2 separate regions of the Mus musculus genome follow, and region 2 is linked to region 1. The links are chromatin loops, found by intact Hi-C in ENCODE. Cell type or tissue: left cerebral cortex. All regions are shown on one strand. Links, peaks and the distances in the headings refer to the core of each region. The heading gives the core; the rest is flanking DNA.

Region 1 (7,023 bases), core at 1,343-6,342:
AGAATTTGAGCATATATTTATGGCAGTGTTGTAGAGTGCTCCAGAAGGGGACTAACTTCTTCTTTCAAGGGGTTCAGTGTCTGTGACCTGTGACCTGGGTCAGTAAGAGTCGGGGTGAGAGGGAGGACGCGGTTGTGATGCCACAGCCAGGTTTCAGGTGGCAGGCCCACGAGCATTGCAAAGTTTTCCCACATATTTAGTTGTTAGGTTTGATATCCTGCCAACTACTAATGTTTAAGTGCTGCTTTGTCTCTGCTGCCCATGAACATGTGTTTGTGCCAATGTCATTTGGGTACTGCCACCCCCAGCTTCTCAGTACAGCAGGAATCAGGGAGCTAGCTCAGTGGAAGCCTGCAGCCCCATATACATACATTACAGAGTTTTTCTGCTGTTGCCCTGACTAATATATTTTACAGAATCGTGACGTATATGTTTATATACATATATGTATAAAGACGCACGAACAAGTAAGTCCTGACTCTCTAGAAAGGCACTCAAGTTAATTATTTTAGCCTATATTTTTCTTTTTATTAGACACTTGGCCTGTTCAAATTTCACAACACCTCACAGCATATGTGTGTTTGTATACACATGCATGGTAAGGTACACGTAAAGAAGGTGAAGGACAACTTTGGGCAATTGGTTCTTTCCTTCTACCTTTTTTTTTTTTTTCCTGAGGTGGGATCTGTTGTTTCTATGCTGTGTGTTCTGGGCTAGCTGGCCTAGTCTCCTGTCTTCACCCGGCTTGATTACCATGGCCATTCTTGGATTACTTTGTGTCACATCTGGCTTGCTATGTGGGTTCAGGGAATCAAACTGGTACTTTTCAGGCTCACAGGGCAAATGTTTCTACCTAGAGAGTCAGCTCATGGCTGTTTTTGGTTTGAAACAAGGTCAGGCTGGCTTTAAACTTGATGTAGCTGAGATGACCTTGAACTCCTGACCTAGTCTACAGTAATGAGATTGTGGGCTCTCTGATCTTGACATTTGAGTTGCTAAACTGCACATTTGGATTGTACTACACATTGTGCTCTTGACCACAATGTATCCATAATGTTACTGCTTAGTCTTCTAGCAGGGTTGGGGCGTATGTATCATTTAGTTGTTGAACTATTCAGCATTTCTTTTTCACTTCTTACCTAATTAAAGCAGGATATTGAATTTTAAAATAAATTTGTGTAAGTAGATAATGTTATGCTTGAATTTCCATTCAGGAAAGTGAAGGCAATGCTAAAGCACTATTAATTATTTCTATGAGAGGAAATGTCTGGTAGGGTTACAGCCTGCTGTGGCGGCTCACACTTGGGATGTAGAAATAGGAGGAGAGAGAGTTCAAGGCCAGATTGCCAGCATTATAGCAAGAGACTAACTCAGAAAAAGAGGGGGTAGGGGGGTAGGGGGACTGACTCTGACTCAAGAACTCATGCATATGCATGTCCACGGTGACCTAAAGCAGATCTTGAGTGAATCTGTCAACGTACATAATTTTTTATCTCTCTTTATAAATATGCTTATATCTAGCCAGGGAATTCCCTGTCCATTTGCTTACAAATCTATGTAAGATACTAGTAAGTTGATGAAAGGCAGCATGAAGAGGTGCTTCACACAAGCAGCAAGCCACCGAGAAGGGTCTTAGGAGCAGCAACTTTGGAGTATGTGTGTCTGCTTCTCACTGGTGGCCGCAGAGACCCTGGATGGTGCTTCCTTGGGCCCCCTTTACTGCAGGAGTAGAATCACAGTGTCTAGGATAGGTAGGAGTAGCTTTGGGATTTAGCTGCTTCACCAGCCAGAGTGGGTTGAGGATAAAGGCCAGGATGCTACCTGACTGCTGGAGCTCCCTTCTCCTATGAGATCTTCGTTGAGGCACTGACAATGGGGAAGAAGAAACCTACAGCTGGTTTGTGAGTGAACTATAGAGGCAGGTGTGGGGCAGGCATTTGATCTTAACCAGGCCCTTTGTAGTTCTGATTTGTTGTTCAACAGTCCCGAAGGTCCTGCTAGGGGTACCAGTGGCTTCTTGGGTGTGGGCTATCTCTCACTTCCCTGCTTAACTTTCTTCTCTAGGTCTCAGCTTTCCCCTCTTTCAGGAAGCCTGCCCTTAGCCACTGGTCTAGTCTGGTCTTTTTTTTTTGTTGTTGTTTGTTTTGTTTTGTTTTGTTTTTTTGAGACAGGGTTTCTCTGTGTAGCCCTGGCTGTCCTGGAACTCACTTTGTAGACCAGGCTGGCCTCGAGCTCAGAAATCTGCCTGCCTCTGTCTCCCGAGTGCTGGGATTAAAGGCATGCGCCACCACGCCCAGCTTAGTCTGGTCTTTTGCTTCCTAAATACTTCTCCTTATGATCCTTTATTTCGGTTTGGAATTATATTAATCTGCAATGCCTATCTGGTTTATATGAGTGCCCTTTGAGAGTAGGCACCTGTCTTACTTACGGGCTCTAGTGTGACAAAAAAAGGAAAAGTGACCAAAAACAACTTGAGGAAGAAAGAATTTGTTTGTACTTCCGCTTCCACATCACAGTTCATCACTGAAGGAAGACAGGGCAGTAACGCAAGGCAGGAACCTGGAAGCAGGAACTGAAGCACATGCCAGGAAGAAGTGCTGCTTACTGGCTTGGTGCTCATGGCTTGCTCAGTCTGCTTTATTATACACCCAAGATTACCCCTACCCAGGGTGACACAACTCACAGAGAGCTGACCCCGACCACATTAATCATCAGTTTTTCTTAATTAATTTTCTTAATGCCCCTACCAGCTTGCTCACGGGTCAATCTGGTGGGAGCCTTTTTAAAAAACAAACAAACAAACAAACAAACAAACAAACAAACCTGAGGCTCCCTCTTCTCAAATGACTGTAGCCCGTGTCAAGTAGAGGTAAAAACTAGCCAGCAGAATATCTTACCTGCTTATGCTCCATTTCTCTCCATGCCCAGTCACTGCCGGAATTTATAAGTGCTTTTCCAGATCGCAGAAATACCAACACTTACTACGGATTGCTACCTCTGTATTAGAAGCCTAATCTGTCGGACAGCTGTCTTCTGTGTGTGTAGGGTGGAAAGTGGGCAGCATGCAACTTACTCTTGTAGGAATAAATCAGCTAGGACTTATTTAATGCAGTAATTTAGTAGGACTCTTTTTTTCCTACTCAGTTTCACCTTCAGTCCCAAGCCTAGGCTACCAAGTTAGGGTAGTGTGTGGTTTAACTAGGAGGTGACCGGAGGGTCACAGCTCCCGTTCCCACCGCTATATGTTTAGAGAAACCCTGGACTCAACAACGCATCCATGGCCTCCTTATATTAAACAAAGAGACTGTCAGCCCAGCGCCTAGGTGGCAGAAATTCGGAGCGCCGGAGCAATCTGATTAGGGAAGAGGTTTAGGGAAAGGGGGTGTGACACAGTCTGCAGGGTGAAAGTTGGTGGCCTGTGAGTAGCAAGCTTTCTGGACCCCTGGGGTGTGTCGGCGAGGGATTGCCCATCGGTGGCGTGCGCGTGGGTGGGATTGCTGGGGAGGGTCAGCGTCAGGCCCCCTCCCCTTTCGGCTGGCTCCTGGCGGAGCGGGGTGCAGGTGTGGGAGGGCGCCGGGGCCGAGGGCTGCGAGGAGCCGCCGCGGGCGGCAGGAGGCAGCGTCGGCCCGGGCGGCGCGAGGCAGCGCGCGGTGATGTCAGTGGCGGCCCGGCTGGCAGCGGCCGGCACTTCCTGTATAAAGGCGGGCGGGCCGGGCTGCGACTCCCGCGAGCCGGGGCTGGGCTCTGAGAGGCAGGCGGCGGCGGCCGAGCAGTGGCGGGGCTGTCACCTTCGCGAGCCCAGCTCCTGGAGCTTTCCCGGGCCGTCCCTTCCGCGTCCCCGGGCTCCCGGCGTTGACATCTGCGGAGCGGAGAGCTGTATGTGCGCGCGCGCGGGAAAGGAAGAATGGCAGTGCTCAAACTCTGCGAGCAGGTAGGGGCGGCGGGGAGCGGAGAAGGGGGCGCGGCGGGCGCCGAGCGAGCGGAGCGCGCCCCGGGCTGTTTACGCGCAGCCTTTGAGCGTGCACGGCCTGCCGCGGGGCTCGGCTCCCGCGCAGTCTCCGCCCTGGGCCGTCGCAAGTGCGCGTTCGCGGCCGGAGAGGGTCGGCGAGATGCGGGAGTGGCCGCCGGACGCGGGGAACGCGGGTCGCAGCCGCACCGGGAGAGGGGAGCCTCGGACTGCGTCGTGCACTCAGGAGCAGTCAGCCTGGGGGTGCTCGGGGGAAGGCTGCCCGTGGGCTCAGGAGGAGGAAGGTGGACGGCGGGAGAGAGGATCTCAGCCTCGCAGCCCCGCTTCCCCAGACCTCTCCCGCGTCAGGCAAGAGACTGGCCGGGATCCCCGCTCCCGTGCAATAGGCTATCTTCATCGGTTGGATAGGACACCCCGACTTCCTCTTTAGTTGCCCAGGGGCTGGGTGTGGGATGTGGGATTGAGGGTGCAGAGAGACGCGAGCTCTCGGCCCAGGTCTCCGAATAGGAGATGGAGTCAGGTCCCAGGCTGAGCTCGCAGGCGCTGGTGCCCCTCAGCTTTGTTGCTTTTTTGACGGAGACATCACACCCGGCAGCCCCAGAGTTCAGCTTGAAGCCATGAAATTATTTATTGAATCCGATTGACAGTCTTTGCTACAGGTCTGGACATTGACACACACGGGAAGTCCAACTAAATTGCCTGAAACACAAAACAAAACAAAACAAAACCTCACAATTCTTTACATGAAAAGGGGGGAAACGTCCCGGTTTATGCATCTACACTGAAATGAACATTGTTTTGGGGGCCTGGTAAGCGAAGAGGCGATCTTGACTTTGATACATGGTGTCAAACAGGCCAGTCCCCTCTATTAAGCACCTCCAACTTCTTAATAGGTTGCATCTGGCGTCTTGCTAGTTAGAATTCAGCCAGAATATTCTGCAACTTAAATGCAACCTTTGCGGTAGTGAGCCACAATGGTTTGTTTTGCCCCTTTAGATTAAATTTACTTCAGCTTGCTTTCCTTAAGTATTTACAGCCCCGCTTTCTTCCCCTCCCCGCCTTGGTTCAGAAGTCACTGAGTTAAAAACTCTGTTAAATTTAGCAGGGAGAGCAGCTGTTAATTGTGTGAACCTGTCCCTCCTCGTTGGCTACTGAGCATTTAAAGTGCTTGTAAATTGATATTAGGATTTTCTCTACCCTTTGTTTCCAATTTTTGCCAACTGTTAGACATCTGCTTATTTTAAGTCTTATGCTGTATTGTGTCCAGAGTCCTGTCAACGATGATGGTACACATTCCCCTACTTTGTTAATTCCTAAGTCTGCAGAGTCGAGTAGAACAACACGGTGCTAGTAGGCATTGGTATGTTAGACATAGGAAAGCATTCGGTGTAGAATTTTACTTAGAAAGATGCTAATCATTTATCCCGAGTTCCTTATTTTCTAAGTAAAACAGCTGACTGGGAAAAGCAAGAGTCTTCCTCAGGAGCCTCAGCTGTCTGCTGGCGGTGTCCACCTCCCAGGCTGCTCTGGAGGCCCTGAGATATCTCTTCTTCCTTTCAGCAGATGTGGTGAGGCAGGGCATGAAGGAGCTTCTTCCCCCAAACACCCCAGCCCTGGTGAAGGGGGTATCACTGGGCTTTGGGGGCACAGAAAGTTATTCTCCGGCTTCTCAGAGCAAGGGTTTCAAAGATGTTTGTCTTTGGAAATCTTTCTAAACACACCCGCTTTGTTCTGTTTGTAAACTTCACTTGCCATCAGGGGAGAAAGAGGTAAAACCTTCATTTGACTCCATCTCCTGACATATAGAAAGAGCCAAGGAGTTCTGTGATCCAGGAACACCTAAAAACCACCAGTCTATCTTGGGACAAAGCCAGAGGAAGATGGGGTGTGGTGGTGGTAGGGTGGGGTGGGGTGCAGTGGTGAGCAAGGATGGTTTCTGTGTTTCTTTAGGTCCAGGAAGTGTGTTCTTCTTGCCTTATATAGTCTTACTTTTTGTTTGAATCTTACTTCTTAGAAGTTGGCTTTTAACCTCAGCTACTCATGCTAACAACCTGTGGATTAAACTCCTCCCAGAAGAGCTTTGCCCCATCACTGTGGGTGGGGAGGCACCTGCATGGAATCCCTGCTTCAGCTTGAGGTGGATCAGCTTGCTCTCTCCCCAGGGATGCTGTGACCATCTCCTCATCCTTCTCTGGTCTGTTCAATGGCCTGTTTGGAAGGCGGATCTTGAGTTTTTTGGCCACAGCTCTTTGATTTTTGGTTTGAGGACACATTCCGGCTGCTGATAACTTGGATGTAGTCGCAGTGAGAGGTTATCATCAATGACTTTTTCTGTCCTACTGACACTGAAGGCTGGAACTGGCTGGGTGGCTGTGGTCATCACTTTGACAGCCAATTCTTCATTGACCTCTGAGTCCAGCAAGAGAAGGGTTATGATTTTTTTCTAACTTGTTTTGGGAAAATTAAAAAGTCAGGGGGAAGGGAGAGGCTGCTGTGGTTTTTAGTCTTCTACTGTGAAAAGGAACTGGGAGCTTGTGCGCCGAACAAGCCTGACACTTAGCACTTCTGCATTTGTCTGTCTGTCCTCTTGCTATTGTTTTTCTTTCTGGAAGTATGTTGGGGACCGTTCTCCCCCCCCACCCCCCAGGACTGAGGGGTTTCCCAGCATGTGATGGTAAAGCTGGGACAATTCCTAGCAACTGGAGGAATTGGTTGGTTACCCTCTGCAACATTGTTATTTATCTATGCAATTAATATAGTAAGATAACCATTTCCTCATATGTGGGCATTAAGACATTTGTTGACATCTTGGGAGAACTGAGATAATCATAAGGCTGAAGAACGTTTCATCACATGCAAACGCAATGTGTTTAGCTTATAATAAGTAGTCATGCAGCCTTTTGCAACTGGACTTTAGAGTTGAACTTTTATGTTGAGTTTTTAGGGTGCATTCCTTACGAATAGAGGTAAAGTATGTGGAGATTATTAGTGTACTGCCATATTAGTCTGGCACTTACCTTTTCAAAGTTACAGAGCCGGGTTTTCGGGGGTCCTTG
Region 2 (7,023 bases), core at 822-5,821, 51 kb after region 1:
TTAGCTTATGGTTCTTAAGGCTTAAAGTGGGAACTGTTGAGGAAAAAATATTTGAAAACTTGGGGAATATTTTTGAAAGTGTGGATTTGTAGGCTGTAACTAAAGATTTTGGTTGGATCTGGGGCAGTAGGATAGGAATCTGTATTTTTAAAACACTCAGGGATTCTGGTTTGAGAATAAATATTTAGGTTACAGCAATATAATAAAAATAGACACAGTGGAGGAGTCTAAACACTGCAGGCTATGGTGTGCGCAGGCTATGGTGTGTGCTTTATTTCTCCTCTTTTTTTAAAAATTTGTATTTTGAGTTATTTTTAAAATTTGAACAACAAACAAACAAAAAAACAAAATAGGAAGATATCGTTGTTTGCTTCTGATTTTCATACCTACCTAGCAATTTCAGGATAAAAGCACAGGCCTGACCATGGCAATTATCCCAGAATAGTTCCCCATGTGTAGAGTGACCATGAAAGCAAAAGCCAGTGTGGAGATGCAAATACACAGCACTGAAAATATCCTTGTTCATAATTCTACACTAAGACTGAAATTCCTGCCTCAGTTGTTGAAATTTAGGAGGTTGGAGGAAACAGCTGGGCTTTGGGTGTATCCCAGTGTATGGGTCTATATCAGTGCTTGTCAGCAGCAACCGTTCATTCAGTTTCAAGCAGTTTGCAGAAATGAAATTATGCCAGCATTGTTTTGAAATCTCTGAATCACAACAGGACTAAGACTCAGGAAGAATTATGGGCAAAGAATACTCAGACTTCCACTGGAGAAAACCCTCAGCAACGTGCACAGAGAAAAATCCCACCACACTGCAAAGAAGTTAAAGGAGCAAAATTACGGTCATCGAGTACATGCAAATACGGATAAAAGGAAGCTGGGGTGACGTCAGAAAGCGGGGAGCCTCTTACATCTCTGGCAGCTGAGTTAATTAGCTTCATTCTGTTGGAGAGCAAATTGGCCTTGGATAAAGGACGCCATCCAAGTGCAGCCCCCTTGACCTCGTAACTCCTTTCTTTGGAACTTATTCTAAAGAAAACCTCAACAAGAAAGCTATAAGAGTGAAGGTACTGTTGCGTTTTTATTTCTCATGCTAAACATTTTAAAGAATTCAGCTGACCAACACTGGGTAAATAAAATATATAAAATATTTTTCAGCCATTTACAAGGACAATCAAGAATGAGGGGCGGGGAGGGAGTGACGGGGGGGGAGAGAGAGAGAGAGAGAGAGAGAGAGAGAGAGAGAGAGAGAGAGAGAAGGCTTGGGAGAAAGCACCATCCAAGTGCAAACACTGTAGTCAGGTATGGAGGGTATGTAGCTCAGTGTAGGAACAGGTGCTTAGCATACAATAGGTTCAGTCCCTAGTATCAAGCCACCAAACTACTCCGAAGCAAACATCTTTATCATGATTTAGCTGTGTGTATGCACATGTAGGCCTGGGGTGCAGCTCATTGCTAGGCTCCCTGCTTAGCATGAACGAGACCCTGGCTTTGTGCCCCCGTTCTACAAGAGTAAAAAAAAATTAGATTCTTAGCAATATTTGTGGATTTAAAAATATTTCAAAATTGATGTTGGAGACACAGTCAGAGGTTCAGAGCACTTGATGTCGTTGCAGAGGGCCTAGGTTCAGTTCCCAGCACCCACGTGTCACTTTACAAATATCTGTAACTCTGAATTCCAGGGAGATCCAACACTGTCCTGTGGCCTATGTGGGCAGCATATACATACATTGTGTACAGACATACATGTGGGCAAAATGCATATTCACATAAGATAAAAATTTAAAAAAGAGGAAAACCTTCAAAAATACTTCAACAATAATTACTAGGAGATATTTTTAAAGGCCCACCATAAAGTCCGCTGGGTCTGTAGTCACATTGCTCAAATCTAACTTTTGCTGGCTCCCGGCCTTTTAATTCTCTTTATATATCTTCCTTGGTACAGACCTCAGGAAAGCTCTGTGACCACTCCATGCCTCAGTTTTCTCATCTGAGAAATGGATATGATAATGGTCCCAAGCTAGTGATAGTTAAATGAGATAATACATATTTGGTATATAAGAATACACTTTATTGTATACTCTGTACAACAGTACAAGTTACTCTTTATACCATCTGCGGGGGCGGGGGTGCTCTGAATTGCTGTTCCTCCCTTTCTTCTTGCTAACAGAACTCAGACTCCTGCAGACATCTAGTTGTAATGTGTTAAGCCCCAGGGAATGAACAAGGTTTCTCTGCTAATTGTGACCATCCTATTCTCATTTATTTCAAATTGCTCTGAAATGAGCCCGAGATTCTGTTCTGGTCCATGAAACTTAATGGAAAGTCAGCTGAGGTCTGCTGGGAAAGATATTTATCCTGTATACCAAGAGAGAAGTAGAGGGACTTAGGTCACCCTTGTATCTCTGTACTCAGCTCGTCTACACTGGACGTTTGTGTGTGATGGTGTGTTCTTCTAACAGCCATCTTTGAGTCACAAGGGGACGGTTGTCATCAACCATGACTATAAAGCCAGAAGGTGGGTGAGTCTGGACCTCCGATGGACATCATAGAGCCTGGGTTGGCTCGCCTCTCAAGAGAGAAATGTCCAAGTTGCTTAGGTAAATTTTAGTTGACTATTCTGTTATTGTAGCAACAATACCTTACCCCAGGAATGTTTGATTGACATGGTCTACTGTAGTACTTTAATAATTATTTTATGTGTATGGATGCTTTGCCTGCATGTATGTTTGTGCACCATGTATGTACCCGGTACCTGAAGAAGCCAGAAGAGAGCATTGCATTCCCTGGAACTTGAGTTATGGATGACTGTGGGTTGCCATGTGGGTGCTGGGAACCAAACCCAGGTCTGCCGGAAGAGCAGCCAGTGCCTTAAACTGCTGAGACATCTTTCCAAGACCTAATGGAATAGTTTTTATTAATTAAATTAATTAATGCAACATTTTAAAAACTATGCCATCAGAAAAAGTTAGTTCAGAATAGATTCATATTTCTGGAATGTCTTTTTATTTAAATATAAACTTCTTATCATATAATACTTTGAAATTTAACCTTAAATAGTAATGGGTCGTGTATTTTATACCTAGACATTCTTTGAAACTACACCGTAATAAAACTACAGTATGGAGGAGCTTGTGTGCTTTAATTATCAGCAGAAAAAATATTCTCAAAATAAATGTTGTAACAGTGTAAGGCATTTTGGTGAGAACGAATGTAAACCTTAGCTCTGTAATTGATGGCCCAGCTGCAGCTGTGGTAAGAGAATGCCTTAAATATTTTGACTATGTGTTTAAAAATAAACCTTAGTGCAGCTGATGAAGAGATTGTGTGTTTCAGTGGCTGAGTTTGCTGAAATTACATATCTAAGGTAAGTAGGAAGTGAAGTTTTTTTCTTTGCTCTGTTGTAGAAAACACTGGATTCCCAGTGGCATGTTTGAATGCTGCTGGCCACTGGCTTCTGCATCATACCGAGTGGACAGAATTGCAAAGGTCCGGTTCTTCCACAGACAGAATCCTGCCTTATTCAGGAAGCTTAAGTGACTTGATAAAAATTCCCTGTCAACTGCATTTCTAGCAGTATTTTGGTAACCAAAGTGATCTTTATATCATTTCTTGTGTGTGTGTGTGTGTATCTCCAAATTACCATGTTAACATATTAAAATTGTTACATTATTATATGTCTAGTAGAGTTAACTCTCCACACCGGATAAAAATAGTAGTCTTCCCAAAAAGCAAAACTTGTATTCAACCCCAGTGCCTCCACCAACTCTCACACACAGAGCTGAGTATCTGTGGATATCACATGGCACCCCGTCTTAAGTTTCTTACTATTCTGTCCAGAGAATCTTCTTCCTCCGCAACAAGGGTGTTGTTTAGTTTTTGTCAAGTTGACTCAAAGTAGGGTCACTTAGGATGGGAGAACATCAATTGAGGAATTACCTTCATCAGATTGGCCTGTGGGCATGACTGCGGGGGCTTTTTCTTAATTCATAATTGATATATGGGAGGGCCTGTTGTACTGTGGGAAGAGCCAGGAGCAAGTTACCAGCCCACTCTGTGTGTAAGTTTGTGTTTCTGGAAAATGGGATCCTGAGCAGCAGTGGGCACTCAGAATTTAAGCCCCAGTTGGAGGGTTGTCTGACAGGCTGAGCTGAGAAACGCAGCGTCATTTGAGGCAGGATGCAGGCATTTATGTGATTACAGGTGGATCTCTATCCTTCCTTCCACGTTCTTCAAATGCTGGCTCATATCAGGGCCCCACGTGACTGTGTTCTGCTCATCACTGGGCAGTGGAACCTTAGTTGTCGGGCTTTGAGGGAGAAACCAAGATGACGTTCCCTCCCTGACTTCTCTCTCTGCTTCATATCTATACATCTTACTTCAATCAGGTGAAATCTTGTCTTAGCTTTTATCTGCTTTGAAAAACAAACTTTTCATAGATTTTTTTTTTTTCCTGAAAGAAAGCCTCCTGTATATCCCTCCAGGATTGGCCACCCACAGTCTGCCGCACATACATGTGCCTTTGCTGGGAAGAGAATATAACAGGTCAACCTGGGTCAGATGATGACTGAGATGGTTAGCATGCCTGTTCTGCAGGAAGGGTGGGCTCTTTGCTAAAGTGTCAAGACGAAACTCGACATTGCCTGGGTTCACTGTGGTAGAAGGTGACCAGTAAGTTGTTCTTGGGATTTTGTAATGTTCCCCAGCTTTTGATTTCCTATTGTTTTGGCAATGGTTTTGATGGATGTATGAATTCCAGTGTCAGACATGCATGGTCTTGTGTTGCAGTTCTTTCCCACCCTGGTAACAATGACTAGAAAAGGTTATTATCGAATTATATCAGGGGCATGAAAAACAGGCAAGAGGGAGGTTAATAACAGTCACTGCTCCTGTATGTATCCCCCACAGTCCCTTGGCTGGTGACACCTGCTACCAAGTTAATAAGAAATAGGAAGTATTTTGCTGTAAGTGTCAATTGTATTCTGTGAGGTACACATTTTTCCTCTATAATACTGATGTGAGTTGTTCAAGAGAGTCTTGTCGATGCATTTGAAAATTACTTTATTTAAAAATTCCTCTTGTAGACACGAGCTGTCACAAGACCTGAAACTTTGCCAGCAGCTGCTCCTTCTGTCAATTACAACCAGGAATGTTACTTTTCATCTCTTCCTGCTTTGGAAGAATGGCTTAGATCTGTGAGGAATGCTAAGCCACTTTCCTGTGTTTTAGCCTAAGATGGGGGTCTTTGTATGTGTTGTTGTATGTTTGTATTCCTCGTTGACACACGGTAAGTAATCCCATGCTTGTTAGTAAAGCTGTTTGATCATCAGCCCCTTGATTTGGGGGCTGTACATCTTTCCCATCTCCTTGCTGTGGTTCGCAAATTTGTACATGCCCGAAATTCCAATGTTGAAAGTTCCTTTGCACTGTGGCGGCATGAAGTGCTGCCTCTGTGGAGGGGATCAGAGAGCTCTGTCTTCATGAATGGGATTTGGGTCCCAGTGGAAAACACTTGAGACAGCCTGGCTCCTTGGTCATGTGTGGATGCATGGAGAATGGGGAGAGGGGCCACTACCAGACACGGTATCTGTTGGCACCTTGCTCTTAAACTTCTCAGGCTCCAGAGCCGTGAGCCATGACTTTTTTTTTTTCCTTTTCTCTATAAAGTGTTTTTCTTTTTAAAAAAGGAAACAAAAAAGGGATTTTTTTTTTTAGTGTTATTTTCAATTTCCAGTTAAATCTGTGTAATGGAAGTCACACAGATTTTTCTCTTAGTAGACTTGTTTTTTGCTATTTAGAAAAGACAATTTCATCTTCCCTGAAACTGATAACAGGAAGAGCCATGACATTTTGTGTTTATAAAATTACCCACTCTGAGGTATTTTGTTACATCACCCCACACAGATAGCAACCATCCTCTTTGTAGGTTTTTGTGACCTTAACTCATGTCTTAATACATTAGTTTTGGTAAAGCCTCACTAACTTAAGCAGACTGAGTTAGTACTAAGTAAATTTAGGGTCCATGTCCACCCTGGTTAGCTTTTTTTTTTTTGTCAACTTCATACAAGTTAGAGTTACATAGCAGGAAGACCCACAGTTGAGAAGATGCCTCCATTGTATTGCTTGGACAGAATCTTGAGGGTGTTCTCTTGATTATCATTGACGTGGGATGACCCAGTCCACTGAGGGTAGTGCTCCCCCCCCTTCCCCAGCAGAGGGCAAGCCATGGGGGACAAGCTAGTAAGCAACATTCCTCCACTGCCTCTGTTCATTTCCTGACTGGTGTTTCTTCTCTAACCTCCCTCAGTGAAGGACTGTAAGCTATAGGCTGAAATAAACCCTTTCCTCCCCAAATTGCTTTGCTTTTGGTTATGATGTTTGATGAAGTTCAAGCTTGTTTTAAATTAAGATTCAAGTTTCTTTTATTTATAAAAAAATGTTGTTGTATTTATTTATTTTGGTATTAATATAAAGCTGTGTTCAAATCTGAGACACTGGATTTCCTGTCTCTTCAGTTCTCTAAAAGCCCCTCCCTCAGGCCTCATTATGTACTCTTGGCTGACCTGGAGCTTATTAAGTAGACAAGGGTGGCCTTAAAGTTACAGAAATCTGCCTGCCTCTGCCCCCTAAAGTGTTCCTCACTGGTGTTGTCTGGGATGGTGGCTTAAAATTTATTGATTATCACTGTATGTTCATGTGGAGATCAGAGGACAACTCTTTTAGGTCATTTCTCTCTTTCTACCCTTATGTGCTGAGGTGGTCAATCTTCTTTATCAATTTGACACACTTGGGGAGAGGGAAGCTCTGATGAGAGATTGCCTCTATCAGATTGACCTATGGGCATATCAATTTTCTTGACTGCTAATTAATGTAGGAAGGCTCAGACTATTGTGGGTGGTGCCACCCTATGCAGGTGGGCTGGGGCTGTATAATGAAGGTAGCTGAACATGAGCCAGGGAGCAAGCCAATAAGCAATATTTCCTCTGTGGTTTCTACTTCAAGTTCCTGCCTTGGCTTCCT

Evidence for each region. Peaks named below come from ENCODE experiments on the same cell type or tissue, not always from the same donor. Only the 100,000 strongest peaks of a DNase experiment are listed, where the experiment ranks them.
Region 2: a loop joins it to region 1, with 1.9 times the contacts of the local background. A loop is called at or near these places in 4 of 42 quality-filtered maps.

Annotation. Positions count from the first base shown.
Region 1 is chr1:54,923,048-54,930,070 of GRCm38, reverse strand. It overlaps Ankrd44 (ankyrin repeat domain 44), which reads left to right and starts at 3,684. Exons shown (of 28, transcript NM_001081433.3): 1 at 3,684-3,931. The coding sequence starts at 3,905. In left cerebral cortex, for the core only: a CTCF peak has its summit at 3,608; DNase peaks (open chromatin) are centred at 3,741 and 4,368; H3K4me3 peaks cover 1,645 bases; H3K27ac peaks cover 973 bases.
Region 2 is chr1:54,871,521-54,878,543 of GRCm38, reverse strand. The region is part of intron 1 of Ankrd44 (ankyrin repeat domain 44); the gene reads left to right. Among named protein-coding and RNA genes, the nearest start is that of Ankrd44, 51 kb to the left of the region's middle. In left cerebral cortex, for the core only: no CTCF peak of the experiment used is centred there; no DNase peak of the experiment used is centred there.